Linked DNA regions of Homo sapiens: all the other regions are linked to region 1. Evidence: chromatin contacts called from ENCODE Hi-C or POLR2A ChIA-PET data. All regions are on one chromosome and are shown on one strand. The core of a region is the stretch at or near the end of the contact, and the rest is flanking DNA. Distances in the headings are between cores, read along the strand shown. Region 1 overlaps SLC9A7 (solute carrier family 9 member A7). Region 2 has its middle 32 kb from the start of SLC9A7. Region 3 holds the start of KRABD4 (KRAB domain containing 4).

Region 1 (4,325 bases), core at 1,635-4,134:
TGGTGTGATCTCGGCTCACTGCAACCTCCGCCTCCCGGGATCAAGCGATTCTCCTGCCTCAGCCTTCCAAGTAGCTGGGATTACAGGTGCCTGCCACCATGCCCAGCTAATTTTTGTATTTTTAGTAGAGATGGGGTTTTGCCATGTTGGCCAGGCTGGTCTTGAACTCCTGACCTCAGGTGATCCACCTGCCTTGGCCTCCCGAAGTGCTGGGATTACAGGTGTGAGCCACCACGCCCGGCCTGGGCCTGGTATGTTTGGGCTCTGTGTACCCCCACAAGTCTCATCTCAAGTTGTGATCCTAAGCGTTGGAGGTGGGGCCTGGTAAGAGGTGGCTGGATCATGGGGGCAGACTTCCCCCTTGCTGTTCTTGTGATAGTGAGTGAGTTCTCACGAGATCTGGTTAAAAGTGTGCGGCACTTCCCCCTTGCTCTCTCTCTCTCCTGCTCCGCTATGGTAAGATGTGTTTGCTTCCCCTTTGCCTTCACTATGATTGTGCGTTTCCTGAGGCCTCCCAGCTATGCTTCCTGTACAGCTTGCAGAACTATGAGTCAATTAAACCTTTTCTTCATAAATTACCCAGCCTCAGGTGGTTCTTTATAGAAGTGTGGGAATGGACTAATACAGGGCCTTTGTCATATCATTGGGATAATGGATCCAAGATTTCTCAGCAGAGGGTAATAATAGGGTTTAGAAACAGGGAATCAGCCAGGCAGTGGGCTCATGCCTGTAATCCCTGCACTTTGGGAGGGTTAAGATCACTTGAGCCCAGGAGTTTGAGACCAGCCTGTGCAACAAAGCAAGACCCTGTCTCTAGAAAAATATTTTATAAATTAGCTTGGTGAAGTGGCACACACCTGTGGTCCTAGCTACTCAGGAGGCCGAGGGAGGAGGATCCCTCGGGCCCAAGAGGTCAAGGCTGCAATGAGCTGTGATTGCACCACTGCACTCCAGCCTTGGCGTCAGAGGGAAACCCTGTCTCAAAACAAAACAAAAAAAAAACCAGAGTCAAATCTCTGACCGTGATACACAGATAGTTTTCTTCCCTGCTTAAAACTCTCCAGAGCTATACATTGCCTAGATCAGGGCTTTTCTAATGGTAAAATGTACACACATTCCCTGGAGACACTGTTAAAATGCAGATTCTGCTTCAGTGGGGCTGGTGAGGCCTGAGTGTCTCCACTCTCTTGCTTCTGCCACTCTCCACCCTCACCCTTTATCACCTTGTCACCAAGCCCTTCAGGATGCAGATTCATCTACCTTGTTGCAGATATTTTCCCAGAACCTGAAAGAATGCCTGAAATAGAACAGGTGCTCAATAACTATTTGTCAAATAAATGAATAAATTGATCTTGACTCTGAGTTTTTAGAAAACAGAAAAGGAAGAGCAGAAAGGGAAATCAGGGGCCAAGGGAGGCACTTGGAAGCACAAAAAAATGGGCGGGTTGGGGGGGGGGCGGTGGTCACAGAGTAGCAACTGGAGGAAAGGCACCTCTGCAACTGTTTGAAGTTAAAGATTTAGGTGACAGATTTACGGGTATCAGATTTCAGCCTGGAGAAACAAAAACAAACAAAAAAAAACACGGAGGACCCAGAAACAAATGATTCTAACTTGCTCAGAAAGTCATATGTGAACGCAACAATAAACTGCTGATTTTCTACAGTTTTCACTACATACACACAGACAGACACGCACACACGTGTGCATATACACAGGCATTGGTGGTTTCCTTTCCTCCACACTCCATTAATATCCGGCTTGTGACCTTGTCCTGTTGATATGGTGAAACTGGGATAAATTCAGATTCACACTCTTAGCTGCTCCAAAGTGGCCTCATCAATGAGTGCTCTTCTGTAAACTCAGGGAAGGAAGTGAATGATGTGTCTGCATGTACGGCCAACAGAAATCTCAGCTGTCTGGTCTGGCATGAAAAGTCCCCTGCTTTATCGGGGTGGGAGGCCACCCCCAGGGCTGGGCAGCTTGCCTCCAGCTAGGGTTGTTTTTGTTTTGGTTGCAAAGTCACCAAGACCTCCAGAGAAACAAAGCACTGAGTTTTGTTTTTTGTTTTTTGTTTTTTTTGTCTTGTTTTGTTCTAATGAGTCAAACTTACCAGGGGACACAAAGCTGAAGTCTGCCCACAATATTTTTATGCTTTCCCCACATGAAGCAAAGTTCTAGCCAACAGCTCCCTTCCTTTTCCCACATGAGCTAATATTCTGTAGCTCCCTAGCCATGACTCTGTTTATAGCCTTGGGCTTCAAGACCAGTGAGGAGAATTGTGCTCATTATAAGACATGCCTTCCCATCAAATGTCACTTTTTTGTTTGTTGTTTTTAGGAAGATTATTTAGAAAATGAGGTAAAGAGAACCGCCCTTTTTTTTCTCTGGTGGAGAACAAACATCTGGACTTTCCCTACCTCTGATTTCAGTTTCATGACAACACTGAGCATGTGACCTGGATCTATTTCAGGGGAAACTGCAAGAACCCAGGGTTTCACCCAAAAATGAGAAGCCCATTTATTTCTGTTTTCCTGTTTCTCATGGCCACAGAGTGCACTGAGCCCTGCTGTTAGTGGCTCACTAGAATGAGGAGGTCAGACCAGGAGGAACTGGAGAAATAAGGTCCTCTCTGCACAAGGGCGTGAGTCATTTCTAAGAGGGTGTCCTGGAGAACCAAGCTTGAAGTTTGCATGTTTTTCCCCATATGACAGCAATCTTGAAAACCTTTCAAAAGGTCAGTGGAACTGACTTTGAGGGGCCCTCTGCATGACTGTGTATGAGGTCTGGAAGGAAGGAGGTCAGGGGGAAGCTGTGACACAGCTTCTGGCTAGGGCTGTGGCAAACAGGGTGCCATTAGGAGTGCAGCGCGAGTGGCTGCCAGCCCGTTCACAACACCACATGTGCGGTGCTCTCAGCCCAAGGGGCCCTCTGGGAGCTGACAGGAACACTGAGTTCATCCATCCAGGCCCATCCAGGGAGGTTCCTGAGACTCACTCCACCTGGGGGTGGGGGCTATTTTAGCTGTTACTGCATGGACTAAATACAAGAACCCTCAGCACTTTGGACCTGCTGCTTTCTCACTCAAACATTTCCACAGAAAAGTGACAGTAAGCTTGTTACTGAATCTAATTACAAGCCCAGTGTTCCCAGTGCGCAGGGCTCATGTGATACATAGTAAGTTCTACTACATGACCAGCCAAATCCTTTCACTTATTTCCTGTTACAGATGCTTGAATGCAGAGGTAGGAGCAATGGGAAACAGCAAAGGGGGTGGGGATGTTTTGAATGGTCCAGAGCAAGATGAAATCTCTCCAAATCTTATGATCCAGCTGCTATTGGCCTTTTTTTCTTACAAAATTAATCTAGACTGGCCACAGTTCTGTGGAGGATGCTTTAGAATAGGGCAGCCATGTCCTACCAGAGCCATTATCTTTCCTTTGGTGAAATAAGGACGGCCATCATGTTTTCCCCTGGGGTTTTCTCAGGCTGAGTTTCAAGATCTCCCAAACTGTTATACTCTAAATTAGCCTCGAGGTGCTCAGTTCCTGAACTCCTGTTTTCTAAAGTCCTTAATCAAAGCTAGAGTCAAATAGCAAATTTTCAAAGAGAACTCACTGAGACCACATGCTCCCAACTGACATAATGGCCAATTCTAAGATCATCTCAAAGGTCTTCTGGAGCTCATTAAAGTGGGTGCCAAATCTCCAATGAAGCTTATTGAAAACTCTTCCCAAAATGTCCAGAACTTTCCAGGTCATGGCTTTGTGTCCCTTGAGCAGGGACCTAGAATGGACATCAATGCTATAAATGCCTTATCAGGCTGTGGCCACCCTTAAAGAGAAAGAAACCACAAAAGGCCACAGTGGCACCCCATTGACCCCACACAGCACCACATTTTGCCAGCCTTATTAAATCTGATTTGGTAGATGGAATCATTTAGAAGATCCTATGGAATGTGAAGTCTGCTGCAGACTGCTGCAGGATTAAGTGCAATGATGAGTCAGATTCAAAGCTGACTGGAAAAAAAAGAATAGGGTTTCATGGACAACATACACAGGTGGTCAGTAAAGCTGCCTGTTGCATGCTGCATCTCTCTCATTCCCTCATCCACCCAACAAACACCTATCAGGTTCCTGCATGTGCCAGCCACTGTGCTCAGCACTGGGCATTCAATGCTGAACGACATAGTTATTGACTCCCAAGGTCAAATAATATATTGGTAACACATTTCTGCCCCTATCATAACTCTCCTTTCCCCACCTTGCCTGCCCAGGTCATGCTGACCTGGATAAAGAGCCAGACCTAGAGACAAAATCATCCCGAC
Region 2 (4,409 bases), core at 1,663-4,162, 160 kb after region 1:
AGCTGGATGTGACCTTACCTCACTCAGACTTGTTATTTACAGCTGTGTTTCCACTAGTGAGGTCGTTTTGGGGATCTGGAGTCAAAAACCTTCCTCTGTCACTGGAAAATATTTACTGATTTCTAGCTGTGTATCTGACCATGCTAACTTCTTCTTTTTTTCTTTTTTCTTTTTCTTTTCTTCTTTCTTTTTGATGGAGTTTCGCTCTTGTCACCCAGGCTGGAGTACAGTGGTGTGATCTCAACTCACTTCAACCTCTACCTCCAGGGTTCAAGCAATTCTCCTGCCTCAGTCTCCCGAGTAGCTGGGATTACAGGTGCCCACCACCATGCCCAGCTAATTTTTTGTATTTTTAGTAGAGACAGGGTTTCGCCATGTTGGGCAGGCTGGTCTTGAACTCCTGACCTCAGGTGATCTGCCCACCTCAGCCTCCCAAAGTGCTGGAATTACAGGCGTGAGCCACCTTGCCCAGCCTGCTAACTTCTTTTTATATGCTTTAGATCAGTCATCATCTGTATGTTCTCTCTTTCCATCTGAACCAAATTCTTGACTTTCCTCAATCCTATGGCTATGTGATTCCTAAAGTGTCTAAAACAGGCTGGGCACAGTGGTTCACGCCTATAATCTCAACACTTTGGGAGGCCGAGGCAGGTGGATCACTTGAGGTCAGGAGTTTGAGACCAGCCTGGGCAACATTGTGAAACCCCATCTCTACTAAAAATACAAAAAATTAACCGGGTGTGGTGGTGGGCGCCTATACTCCCAGACACTCGAGATGCTGAGGGTAGAAGGATCACCTCAGCCAGGGAGGTCAAGGCTGCAGTGAGCCATGGTCATGCCACTGCACTCCAGCCTGGGCGTTAGGAGTAAGACCATGTCTCAAAAAAATAAAGTAAAATAAGTAAAGTGTCTAAAACACTATGATCATTTTTCTTCCATGTCAACTTATCCTAAATTACTGACCTGGTCTTCTGTAAGTACTTAATGTTGGTGAGCATTGTGCTCCAAACTGAGCGCCCAAAGTGTATACCAAAGCATATTACGGGTTGGATGATCAGACTGGACTCTAAGCTCAATCTATGCAATAAAAGCTGAATGGAGAGTAAAGCCATATCAAACCTTAAGCTAGCACAGAGAGACAACCTGACTAGGCAGAAAATGTATGAGCATTCAAGACACTGGGCCCAGTCAAGGGCAAAGTTGGTAGGAGATAACATGGAGGTAAAATTCAGGAGTCCAGATAATGTCACACATTTGGGTCCCTAAGAAGCAGACACTGAGACGAAGCTTAGTTCGCAAGATATTTATTAAAGAGCGTCCTTACAGACAACACCTGCAATGGAAAGGGAAGGATGGAGAACAGGTCAGACAGAAAAGTCAAGCTGCAAAATAGGCCCAACGGTCTCAACCAGCCTCATGAGAAACGATAGAAATAAAATGACCCTTCAGAGTTGTCTAAGGCTGGGCCAAAAAGACCAGGCCTTATATTCCCGCATCCATCAGTCACTGGATATGAGCCACCAGGAGGTGCGTCATCACCTTGAACGGGGCGACTCTGCAACTGAGGCAATCTCTGAAAGGGCCAAGAGCTGAAGGCTGCCTACCTATAGCTGTCCTAGCAACTGGGACGAGTTTCTCCTTGGTGGGAGACCTGAGAGGTGGATGACAGTGTTAACCACAGACAGCAATTTGGAGACCTTATGTTCCTTTAAAACGCTTAAGTTCCTGCTCCTATAGGTTTGCCTGAATCAATTTTTTTTTTTTGAGCCAGAGTCTCACTCTGTCGCCCAGGCTGGAGTGCAGTGGTGCAATCTCAGCTCACTGCAGCCTCCGCATCCTGGGTTCAAGTGATTCTCCTGCCTCAGCCTCCTGAGTAGCTGGGACTACAACTGCACACTGCCACATCCAGCTAATTTTTTGTATTTTTAGTAGAGACGGGGTTTCACCATGTTGCCCAGGCTGGTGTCAAACTCCTGAGCTCAGACGATCCACCCACCTCAGTCTCCCAAAGTACTGGGATTACAGGCATGGGCCACTGCACCCGGCCCTCCTGAATCAATCTTAAATGCAGGGCCCCAAGCTCAGTCTCTGACAGCAATTCTACAGTGTTTCTTTCAGTCACCTCTGAGATTGGAGTTCTTTTTTTTCCGTCATTTTTGTCCAGTCTGATTTATTATTTGGGAATCATGACATAACTTTGCAGCTATAAACACATAGAGCTTAACATGTTGTGGCAATTTAAAAACATGTCCACAGGCCGGGTGCGGTGGCTCACGCCTGTAATCCCAGCACTTTGGGAGCCCAGGCAGGCGGATCACTTGAGGCCAGGAGTTTGAGATCAGCCTGGCCAACATGGTGAAACCCCGTCTCTACTAAAAATACAAAAATTAGCTGGGTGTGGTGGTGGGCACCTGTAATCCCAGCTACTGGGTGGGGGGAGGGGCTGAGGCAGGAGAATCACTTGAAGCTGGGAGGCGGAGGTTGCAGTGAGCCAAGATCATGCCCTTGCACTCCAGCCTGGGTGACAGAGCAAGACTGTCTCAAATAAATAAATAAATATATGTCCACAAATTCTTTGATTCTTCTTCCATTGAGAAGTGTGGCTTATGCACCTTTTCTTTGAACTGGGACAGGATTGTGACTGGTTTGTAGCCGCTAGAAAGAGGAAGAAATGATGCCGCATGACTTCCAAAGCTAGGCCAGAAAAGGCGAGGCAGCTCCTGACTTCTTCCCTGGGACTTTGACTTTTGAGTCCCTAATTCACCATGTAAAAAGTTGGATTATCCTGAGGCCACCATGCTGTGGGACAGTCCAGGCCATATGGAAAGGTCACATAGAGGTGTTCTAGTCAGCACTCTCAGCTGAGGTCCCAGCCAACATTCAGACACGTAAATGGAGATACTTCCTTGTGGTTCCAGCCCCCAGCCGCTGAGTCACCCCAGTCATCAAGTCTTCCCAGCTGAGGCCCTAAACATCGTGGAGCAGAGACAATGGACTCCCACTGTGTGCTTTGTCTGAACTCCTGACCCACAAAATTAGTGGGCATAATAAGGTGGTTATTGTAAGCCTCGAAGTTTTGGGGTAATTTATTACCAAGCAATTAGGTAGCCAGAACACGCAGGATACAAAGCTTACTATGAGCAATGATAAATGCTCTGGACAGCCTGTGCACGCTTATAGAATATGTTCTGTGTGTCTTTTGGCTCTGCAGGGACCTGGAAATGACTCAAAGAAATTCTTCCTTTGGAAGAATTAAAAAGTAGAATTTCTAGATTTAAAGCCTAGTTTTTGGAGGTCTACTGTGTGCTTTGCTTCAAGAGGCAAGTTTGTGACAAATGAAGCCCAGCCATTCTAAAAAAATCCAAGCATGTAGATGCCTCAGAGGATGTAGGAAATTAGTCATTAACCACACAAGTTTAGTTCCTGATCCAAAATACTGTGTGCATGTTTTGCAATTTAATCTGGTTGGCACTGGATTTTTGTTTCATTTTGCATTGACTAAACATAAGATACAGGTTGGCCCAGTTGCGTTAGTCATAAAATATATCAAGCCATCTTAGTTAAATAGCTTTTAAAGCTAAGAATTTTCTCTCTGGATAAAATAATCTCATTTAGATAATGTTTCCAGATACCTCCAAGTGAGCGTGAATATCAGTGTTTGAGCAATCCAAATGAAGGAAGTCCTTTTATTTTCATAGCAGCTAAGATAATTTATATCATTAACAAACAGAAGAAGTGAGGAATTCCACTTTCGGTTTTAATTAGAATGTAAAGACTCATTAAATGGAAGGAACTGAAAACCACCATCTTCAACAGGTCATAATGTACCCAATGTAACAAGTAAAATGCCTCGGGAAATTGCAGAGCGAAATTTTCCTGGTGCTCAATATGGTTTAAATTCTAGGGGTTGGATTAAGGAAAATATCTACCTTATTACCTATAATGTCTCCCTACTTATTCTAATCAGATACTTTAGAGAAATTGTTGGAGATCACTTGCCAGAAACATACCTCAAGGTTTCCATCTCACCTCTGAAAAGTGACTTAGAAGAAAAGTGACTTTTGACTCCAGTCAAACTGTTTTCTTCTAAACCCTTGACGTCAACAATTTTTACTTAACATGAAACCTATATATTGCAAACAATTTCTCTTCCTACTTAATGATATTGGGGGATGATATTGGGGGATCTTCCCGATAATACTATGGTAGGACAAGTTGAAAGAAGAAAAACCTCAAAAAGGTATTCTTTGTCACTTCAGTCAGTAGGCAGCATTTGATCCTGAGGTTACAGGGCTGAGAAAATGAAATGGAGAAAATATGTATTGAAGGCTTAGAGGTGGCAGGAACTATTATTATCACATAGAGAACTAAAGCCGAGAGATAGTAACCTGCGCAAGATCATGTAATCA
Region 3 (4,549 bases), core at 1,195-3,694, 180 kb before region 1:
TCTATTGGATTAGTAGATCCCAACAGTCAATACAGTGGGGGGTTGGAAAAACCTTCCTGTGTTTCATGATACCCGAATGCCAATGTCATGAATGGCAAATGCTAGCATCCCAATAACGGTGTGCCCTTCATGAAACCCCATCCAAAGATTCAGCCCCTTCTCTTAATGTTCAAGCACCTGTTCCTGCAGAATCGGGATATGAAGAGAGGCTGGCAAAGGCCACAAACCAGGTACTTCTGCAGCTTGCGGGCGGGTGGAGGTTGGGGAGGTTTCTATGCTGTCCACACTACACTGTCACACTAACTCTATTAACCCTTTCCTACCTAGAGATAATGATATGAGAAAAGAAGGTTATCAGTTCACCTTTCCTCTAGAAGTAAATAGGGTGGTATCTCTGAACCTGGCCATCGTTACAGATGCAAATAAAATACAGAGTGGGCAATAATGCAATGCACATATGCCTAAGACAAAACGGGCTGGCACAAATAAGGAAAGGGGCTTCATTTCTGAAAATACCAGCTCCACTTAACACTGGATATTCTCCTGCCTATGGAAATCCACAGGGTCAGTTGCAGAGAGTGCTGCATGTTTCATAGTGTTGGGAGAGGCAGTGAAAACTAACATTTACCAGGTGCCTGCCACGGGCTATTCCTGGGCTTCAGGCTCTAAAGATGTTCCTTTGAACAATTACAGCAGCCATCTAGGTTAGGTGGTCCTCAGCTATGGGAGAAAGCGGGGGAATGAGACCCAAGAAGCTAGCAAGTGGTGGATTCCAGTCTTCTCTTCCAATGGATTAGTAGACACCAATGGCCGAGGCAGGGTGTTTCTTAATTTTTGAATACTAACATCATGAATAGCAAATGCTGGCATGGCAATAAGAGCGTGCCCTGCATCTGGTCACATCTAAAATATCAGTCCCTTCTCTTTCTGAAGAAATACCTGTTCCTGCAGAATCTCCATATCCTGAAATGGAGAGATGCTGGTCAGGGCCACAGACCAGGTGCTTCTGCAGTTTGCAGTTTCTCTATTGTCCTCAGGACACTGTCATACTATTAGCCCTTTCCTGCCTCGTGATAGTGATGTCTGAAAAGAATGTTATCAGTTCACCTCTCCTCTAAAAATAAATAGGTTGGTTTCTCTAAACCTGGCCATCAGCAACACATACACATGAAATTCTGAATGAGCAATAATTCACTGCTCACATGCCCAAAGGAAAACAGGTTCTTTTCCTAGGACTTGTACAGGAGGCTTAGACAGGGTAACTTCCCAGGGGATGGCTGTACTGAGTTTGCAAATTTGGGCTGAGACTCATTCAAACTACCTGGGGAATGCAAGTTAACCTGCAGAGGAGAAAGCGAAAAAGAAAAAGGAGAAAGACCCATGTTCAAATGGAAATTAAATACATATCTGATGGATTCCATGATCAGCTTTAACACTTTCATCTATAAACAGTGTCTGGCACCAGTTGGCTCCAGCACAGAAGGGATTGCTTTGTACCTGGTGGAGACCCTGCCATGCCTGACCCAAGGAAGCCTGCTTGGTGACTAGGCAGGCACAGAAGGATGGAGAACACACTTCGTCTGTTTCCCCCAGGCCCAGACAGGAAACAGAAAACTTTCCTCAAGGCCATTACAGGCCTTTTTAGGGGACCATGTTGCCACTGGCTGGCAATCTCACAGAAAACACCTCTTTGCTATTTACAGTGCGTTTTCAAAAAAGTAAAATCCAGATTCTCCCAGGGTGTCTAGGATCTCAGGAATTGGAGCCCCTCTATTGCGTAGAGAAAAATCAGAATGAGGGTTTCTTTCCTCATTTCAAGAGATCGCTGGCTCTGCAGCCCAGCTCAAAAGCCCATCCTCCAGGCCACTTCCCCGGCTGAGCCAGACCCCTTGCTCCCATGACTCTCTGAGAGCCAGGCCCAGGGTCGGGTTCCCTGAGACCAGCCTGGACCCTAGATGGCCACGCCTCCGAGCGCTATTGGCGCCGGAGGCGCGACTCTTTTTCCTATTCCCAGGAGGGTAAAAAAGCGGGAACAATGGCTTTCAGGACGGAGGGACACAAACACCCAATGCCGCAGCGACTGGGAGGGTCGCGATGCAGGAGGACGAAATGGGAGAAGGGGGACAAGGGGGACTTCGGCCTCCCTGCGGGCGGGAGCTAGGCCGCTGGAAAGTCCGCTCGCCTCTCGCCGGCAAGGGATGACGCCCTGGGCCTTTTGTACCACTCGCCACGGAAAATGGTCACACGCTTTTGTCCTCAAGCCGAACACTATCAGAAACACGGGGTCCCTGGAAGCCGCCATCTTGGCCATTGGCGGTGGCGCACCCACCCCCGTGCTACTGCGCGTGCGCGGCGCTGCGACACACTCCGACCCCATCCCGCGTTCCCAGGGGGCGGTGGGAAGCGGAAGTGCTCCGCTGACCCGGGAGGGCGGTCCCTAGTTCACACTGGCTGTTGTCAGCGGCCTCTGAGGTTTCAGGCTCTTGGCGGTGAAGTAAGAGGGACGCGGAGGTGGTGATGGTTTTGATGGGGGCGGGGGTTGACGGGGTCGTGGGGTCATGGGGCCATGGGTGAACGCCTTTGTGGGTGACAGGGTGGCTCTACAGCCCAGCTCAAAAGCCCATCCTCCAGGCCACTTCCCCGCCTGAGACAGGCCCCTTGCTCTCAGGACCCTCTGAGCCAGGACCAGGGTCCGGTTCCCTGAGACCCGCAGGCCTGTGGGCGTGAGTGCTGGGGACGAGGTTCAGGGCCAGCGAGTGACTGATTGAGTCACTCCGCGCCTGTTTCCTGAGCGCCTAAAAATGCCAGGCAACCTTGCAAATGTTTCACATTAATCTTCACAGGAGCCCTGTGAGGTGTTACGATGATTATTTTCGTGTTATAGAGAGAAAATGGCTCAGTGTGGCTTGACAACCTGTCCAAAGTCACGTAGGTAGCAAACCCGAGGAATCTTTTTTTTCTTTTCCTGTGCTTCGTTTATCATGTTTATTGTTTCCTGTGTGTCTCCCCCGCTGGACTAGAAACTCTGCGGGAGCTGGGACTTTGAGATTTTGTTCCCTGATGTATTTCCAGCACGGAGAACGGGCTCATGGAAGGAAGGCACCCATTTCTTCAGTGAATAAAAGTGGCACAGCAGTCAGTCAGTTGATTCCAAAGCCCGGACTCAGGAAGGCAGGGTTTCGCTCACTGAGGATAATTGAGCTGTGAATCAATGTTAACTCTTAAAGCTAGAATGAGGCATTGTCCCTCTTCTGCTGGGTAAAACCTTTGGGTTTTACTCAACTTCACTGCATGGAAGGGAGCATAGGTGTTGCTAATTGAATCTCCTGTGGTCATTGTGTTTCCAGGGTCAGAGTGCAGACCTGAGACCACTGCTCACCGACTTCAGACTCCAGTTTATCTGTGCCCCAGCTTCCTCACTTAGTCTCAGAAGACTTAGGCTGAGGCCTCAGAAGGAGGTGAGTTCCCTGGGTCACAGGCAGAGATCTGGTGCTATAGTGATGGCCTCAACTGGGGCGTGTTTGTCTCTGAATCCCTTGGTCCTGCGGCCTTGGACACAAGAGAGGTACGCTGAGCTGAGGCGAGTTGGAGGAGAAGCCTCAGCCCAGAGCCCAGACCCAGATCCTCAGGGCAGAGAAAGGAGGCTCACAGGATAGCAGGTCCTAGAAGAGCTGGACCCATAGTGGCCTTTGTCCCTCACTTCAGCTGAGACAAAGCAAAGCTGGCTCAACTTCCAGATGCCATCGAGGACCGTGTGACAGTGCAGTTTGATTCCTGCTGGAGGAGGGACAGGTGAAAGTCACAGGTGGATGGAGGCATGGATGTCCCCCCATGGGGCAGGTGCCCTGCTGTAGTGCCTGTAAAGGCGCTATGAGGCTGGGAAGGATCACAGCCAGCCACAGAGGATTGGCCTCTCCTAGCACACCTATTTGTGCACCCCTGTGTTCCCGTCTCTTGCCATTGGCTATTTCTGAATTTGAGTCAGCCCCACACCATCAATCAGGCACCTGCTTCCAGGGGAAATGCTGAGTGTCCCTTCATCCTGACCAAAGTGCAGAAAATATATTTTTAGTTTATAGAATTTCCAAGTAGTCTCTAGGTACGCTGTCATCCATCTCTGCTGCCTTATTTCAATGCTTAATGAAAGTGGGCCAGGGGACATGACCTGCTAAGCCACACCAAGCTGAACCCTGTTGTCCTGATACTGTCACAATGATTGTTGCAGTATGCAATGGTTACTCTGCACAGAAGCTCCTTGCTGGAACTTTATTTGAAAAACTACCAAAGAAGGAGGAGCCTGGTAATCAAAATGCAAATTGTGAGAAAGGAGAAAATGATGGGGTGGGAACAGGGTAGGTGGCCAGTTAAAGAGGCAGATGCAGGGGAGCAGGCACGGTGGTTTTCAGCCCCTCACAGAACTGACAGTGCTGGGCTGTTACCCACCCAGCCCCACACCTCTCCTCCACTGTGGCCCTCTGAGCCCCTGTTGGGCTCCTTCCTCCAAACCACATCAAGAGATCCTACTTATACACACTTGCAGAGGGTCTTT

Evidence for each region. A loop is a pair of places that touch in the nucleus more often than their neighbours do. ChIA-PET counts read pairs that join two places held with the same protein, here RNA polymerase II (POLR2A). Pooled maps may share reads with other maps.
Region 2: a map of CD14-positive monocyte shows a loop between it and region 1 (3-fold over the local background). The contact joins two enhancer-like sites. A Hi-C loop is called at or near these places in 1 of 168 maps with a recorded cell type or tissue (CD14-positive monocyte), 3 of 37 single-sample maps with no recorded cell type and 8 of 50 pooled maps. POLR2A ChIA-PET finds 5 or more read pairs at or near these places in 2 of 52 experiments (activated B cell and activated T-cell).
Region 3: a map with no recorded cell type shows a loop between it and region 1 (5-fold over the local background). The contact joins the promoter of KRABD4 here to the enhancer-like site in region 1. A Hi-C loop is called at or near these places in 3 of 37 single-sample maps with no recorded cell type and 8 of 50 pooled maps.

Annotation. Positions count from the first base shown.
Region 1 is chrX:46,626,332-46,630,656 of GRCh38, forward strand. The region is part of intron 14 of SLC9A7 (solute carrier family 9 member A7); the gene reads right to left. It overlaps LOC124905182 (a long non-coding RNA gene), which reads left to right. Exons shown (of 2, transcript XR_007068222.1): 2 at 1-575. Among named protein-coding and RNA genes, the nearest start is that of CHST7, 55 kb to the left of the region's middle. Within about 2 kb of position 2,885, at least 17 of the 41 ENCODE cell types and tissues checked have a DNase peak (open chromatin) inside an H3K27ac peak, as active enhancers do; they include CD14-positive monocyte, where a contact is called at or near this core.
Region 2 is chrX:46,789,204-46,793,612 of GRCh38, forward strand. No RefSeq gene overlaps it. Among named protein-coding and RNA genes, the nearest start is that of SLC9A7, 32 kb to the left of the region's middle. Within about 2 kb of position 2,913, at least 14 of the 41 ENCODE cell types and tissues checked have a DNase peak (open chromatin) inside an H3K27ac peak, as active enhancers do; they include CD14-positive monocyte, where a contact is called at or near this core.
Region 3 is chrX:46,444,853-46,449,401 of GRCh38, forward strand. KRABD4 (KRAB domain containing 4) reads left to right here and starts at 2,445. Exons shown (of 6, transcript NM_001129898.2): 1 at 2,445-2,494; 2 at 3,348-3,458. RefSeq lists an enhancer at 2,024-2,681.